2 separate regions of the Mus musculus genome follow, and region 2 is linked to region 1. The links are chromatin loops, found by intact Hi-C in ENCODE. Cell type or tissue: gastrocnemius. All regions are shown on one strand.

What was found. Peaks named below come from ENCODE experiments on the same cell type or tissue, not always from the same donor. Only the 100,000 strongest peaks of a DNase experiment are listed, where the experiment ranks them.
Region 2: a loop joins it to region 1, with 23 times the contacts of the local background. A loop is called at or near these places in 15 of 42 quality-filtered maps.

What each region holds. Positions count from the first base shown.
Region 1 is chrX:38,258,813-38,261,312 of GRCm38, reverse strand. No RefSeq gene overlaps it. Among named protein-coding and RNA genes, the nearest start is that of Tmem255a, 7.6 kb to the right of the region's middle. In gastrocnemius, a CTCF peak has its summit at 1,506 (motif pointing left); no DNase peak of the experiment used is centred here.
Region 2 is chrX:38,364,796-38,367,295 of GRCm38, reverse strand. No RefSeq gene overlaps it. Among named protein-coding and RNA genes, the nearest start is that of Atp1b4, 50 kb to the right of the region's middle. In gastrocnemius, no CTCF peak of the experiment used is centred here; a DNase peak (open chromatin) is centred at 1,226.

The DNA of each region.
Region 1 (2,500 bases):
GGAACAAATAATTCATAAGGATCATATGATCAAAGAGCTCTTGCTTACACCCAATGTAGTTTCATTTTTATATTAACCTCATGAGAAAAGATATTATGAAATACTGAAAACAGAGATCTGCATGCTTCCCATTTCACAGGCATTAACATAGATTCAGAGAGATTTGCTAATTTGGTCAAATACATATAGATGGAAAGTGGTCTTCTGACCCCAAGATTTAAGCATACTTAGCCATGCCAATACAAATGAATACTAGTAGATAGACTTTCTAAAAAGAATAACTTTTAATGGAGGTGTCACACAATGGCTAAAGAGTTCACCTCCAAGTAGGATATCAAGATAAATGCTTGTAGACAGCCAGAGAGCGTATTTGAAACAATGAGTGATTGTTTCAGTTTGGGTAAGGGGAGGCAGATAGGGTGGGAGATAGCAGAAAGCAGGCTTCCTTTATTGGTTTAGATGTTCATATAGGTGCTTCTCCCCTTCTTTCCTGTCAAACAATAGGTGTCAGATAAATGCCTTATCTGAAATTAGGCCTTGTGCCAGACGCTGGAGAGATGCTGGGTGCGATTGGAGGAGCAACAATTATGCATCTGTATTTGTGCTACCCTGAGTTGGGCTGCCCTTGGTCATAGGTACCAGCAGCCTCTGGCTGCCCACACTCTTTAGACAGTGCTCATTCAAGTTGAGGATATTAATATCAAGATAGGACATTATAACAGTATCAATAATGTAAGACAGCTCCGTGTCCTTAAAGCACAATGTAATTTAAAATGCAGTGTGTAGTAGACTGCAACTTAATTGGAAAGGATGCCTTGGACTATTCGGGATGCTACAGAACATTTGGCATACCCATTAAAAACTGTTCTCCAGAGCCCAGGAAACTAATTGCAAATGGTTAGGTAATGCATATCTGATGGAAGGAAGATTTTCTCTTAAATTGATTCTGTGGTGTGCACACAGGCATGTTCACCACATTGCTTATAGGTATAAAAAAAACCTGGAACTAAATTAAATATCCAATCGTGGAGGTTTTTTTTTAATCTAAAACCCTATGGAATAATATGCAGCATCTTTAAAAATGAGGTAAATTTATATATAGTGACATGGAAAATAGATTCATAAAATGTGTTGGGTTTCCTTAAGTATGTTATAGAATAATGTTTACAGTATGGTTCAATTTTTGTTCACTATTACAAATATGTGTGTACTCATCTGCTTATTGTATATTCAGAGGAAAAGTAGAAATGTCTCCAATAAGATTCCTTATAAGTTCAGTTCTATTCCCTTTAAACAGTAATACACTAAAAACACAGGCTTAGGGAAATCCTTTCTAGTGAACATAGTTGCTGCCTGTATCACTCTCTGTATTATGTTTTGCCCCCAAATTTCTGTCCCCCTTCCCCAAGTGTCTGTACAAAGTTCCTTTTATTTTCCCAGTGAGGCCAGTGTTCTACCAAACTGTTCCTTCTGGGCAATCCACAGAGTAGACAGCCCTCTACTGGTGTACTTTCAGGGGCATAAACAGCTGTACCAGGATAAGTACTTGCCCACCTGCCAGCGAGAACAGGCATTAATCACACCAGTGAGAACTACAAATTCCCTTGAAAGAGGTGTCACATTTTCTGAAACTTGTACAAAGGCAAATGAAACTGAAATAGGTGAGTGTGTGTGCGTGTGTGTATGAGAGAGAGAGAGAGAGAGAGAGAGAGAGAGAGAGAGAGAGAGAGAGAGAGAGAGAGAGAGAGAGTAGGAGAGGGAGGGAGGGAGAGAGAGAAAGAGAGAGAGGGGGGATGGAGGGAGGGAGGGAGGGAGGGAGAGAGAGAGAGAGAAAGAGAGAGAGAGAGAGAGAGAGAGAGAGAGAGAGAGAACTCAAAAAGTCCCTGCACATCCTGAGTGACTTCAGGCATACACGGCAGGGATTATTCACTGAGAATATAATTAACACCCACCCATTTATTTAATTTGTTTATTGAACGGAATTGGTTGACTGACACTAATTTTAGTAGGACAATTTTTAAATATATTTTAAAAATACAGGAAAGTATAGAATAATTTTCTACTTTCCTACTCAGATATAATTAACGTTTCAAATGTCCTTTGACTCATTTTGTCTGTATATGTATGAAATATTAAACAAAACTGGGATCAAAGCATACGTGTAGATATTATCCCACCCCTTCACTTATTGTTATGTATATTTCTAGGTTCTTAAATATTTAAAGATACAATTTTTACTAGGTGTATTCAAAATTCATTATGTGGCTATGGCATCATCTCCTTAATCATTCTCCTAATTTTGAGCATTTTTCACTACAAATTTTAGGCTGTAAATAACATTGCTATTGCTGTCCTTCCACATAAATCTTAGTCCAGACTTCTCTTTCCCTAGTACAAATTCCCAGAAGTGGAATTACTGGGTCACAGAGTGTAAACATTTTTAAAGGTTCTGCGGAGCAGTTTTAACTGGTAGCAGATCTATTGATTCCCAGAAACTACT
Region 2 (2,500 bases), 110 kb before region 1:
CTTCCTTTCCAATTTGAATCCCCTTGATCGCCCTTTGTTGTCGAATTGGTCTGGCTAGGACTTCAAATACTATTTTGAATAGGTATGGAGAAATTGGAAGCCTTGTCTAATCCCTGATTTTAGTGGGATTGCTTCCAGCTTCTCACCATTTACTTTGATGTTGGCTACTGGTTTGCTATAGTTTGCTTTTATCATGGTTAGGTATGGGCCTCCAATTCCTGATCTCTCCAGGACTTTTATCATGAATCGGTGTTGGATTTTGACAAATGCTTTGTCCGCATCTAATGAGATGATCATGTGGTTTTTGTCTTTGAGTTTGTTTATATAGTGGATTACGTGGATGGATTTTCGTATATTAAACCATCCCTGCATCCCTGGAATGAAACATACTTGGTCAGGATGGATGATCGTTTTGATGTGTTCTTGGATTTGATTAGTGAGAATTTTTTTGAGTATTTTTGTATCGATATTCATAAGGGAAATTGGTCTGAAGTTCTCTTTCTTTGTTGGGTCTTTATGTGGTTTCGATATGTGAGTAATTGTCGCTTTGTAGAATGAATTGGGTAGAGTACCTTCTGTTTCTATTTTGTGGAATAGTTTGAGAAGAACTGGAATTAGGTCTTCTTTGAAGGTTTGATAGAACTCTGCACTAAATCCATCTGGTCCTGGGCTTTTTTTTTTTTTTTTTTTTTTTTTTTGGTTGGGAGACTATCATTGATGGCTTCTATTTCTTTAGGGGATATAGGACTGTTTAGGTCATTAATCTGTTCCCGATTTAACTTTGGTACCTGGCATCTGCCTAGAAATTTGTCCATTTCATCCAGGTTTTTCACTTTTTTTGAGTATAGCCTTTTGTAGAAGGATCTGATGGTGTTTTGGATTTCCTCAGGATCTGTTGTTATGCCTCCCTTTTCATTTCTGATTTTGTTATTTATGATTCTGTCCCTGTTTGTCGCCTCCCATACTGGCCAGCAGAAAAGAGCGACAACAGTATGTTCTTCTCAAAGCAGTTTATTCAGGAACCTTTCAATATCATGCATGAATCTCTCTCCAGAAATCAATCTCTCCAGGAAAAAACAACAACCAACCCGCCCCCAATCTCAATCCCTTATATAACCCCTCAGTCACACCCTATCAGCCCAGTCCACGTAACAGCAGTCCATTGGCCAGAATCATCCCTCGTCATATGGTCCGATCTTGCATCATGCTGCACCTGCACAGTTCTCACGATGGATGCAGCTTATTTTCAGGTGTATGAGGAAGTCAGGTGCAAGTGATAAGACTTGGCTGCAGTCCCGGGCGCCATCTTGGAACTGCTGCCACACCCACTCCTCACACCTGTGCCCTCTAGTGAGTCTGGCTAAGGGTTTATCTATCTTGTTGATTTTCTCAAAAAAAAAAAAAAAAACAAAAAACAAAAAACAAAAAACAAAAAACAAAAAAAAAACAGCTCCTCGTTTGGTTGATTCTTTGAATAGTTCTTCTTGTTTCCAGTAGGTTGATTTTGCCTCTGAGTTTGATTATTTCCTGCTGTCTACTCTTCTTGGGTGAATTTGCTTCCTTTTGTTTTAGAGCTTTTAGGTGTGTTGTCAAGCTGCTAGTGTATGCTCTCTCTAGTTTCTTTTTGGAGGCACTCATAGCTATGAGTTGTCCTTTCAGGAATGCTTTCATTGTGTCCCATAAGTTTTGGGTATGTTGTGGCTTCATTTTCATTAAACTCTAAAAGTTCTCTAATTTCTTTCTTTCTTTCTTCCTTGACCAAGGTATCGTTGAGGAGAGTGTTGTTCAGTTTCCATGTGAGTGTTGGTTTTGTATTATTTATGTTGTTATTGAAGATCAGCCTTAGTTCGTGGTGATCTGATGAGATGCATGGGACAATTTCAATATTTTTGTATCTGTTGAGGTGCCGCAGACCCTCTGGGCCCCTTTGTCTGCGTGGAACAGGTCTCTAGTCGCAGGTGGGCAAAGCGTTGGATGGAATGACAGACAGATGCACACAGGAGAGGTTGTGTAGAATCTGGATGTAATTTGTCAAATCGAGCATCAAACTTTTTATACAGAAGAAAATAGGGAAGTTGGGTGACACACCAGCAAGGTACAAAGTGGTTACTGGATTCTTACACAAAACAGAGGAATACAAACACAGAAGGTCTAACAGGAGCCACCTGGTATAGAATTCATTGTTAACAACTGGGATCAAAAAGAGCTCCACCTAAGATCCACTGAATCTTAAAAGCCAGGGTCAAGGGCTTCGTGCCCTTGCCATAGTTCCTATTCTAGTCTATTGTATAGTCCACCTTTCCCTTAGGCCATTGTAAATACATGTGTATGGGTGTAACTCAGCTATCTATAGTTCTAAGTATCTATTCTGGTTCCTCTTTAGGTCTCAAACTTCCTTCTTCCTAGATGATGGTAATTTCCTGTGTAGGGCAGTGACTTGGCTTTTATTCAAAGTGATTGTGTAATGCCAGAGGCAATTCTGAATGTCACTGAATAGGCA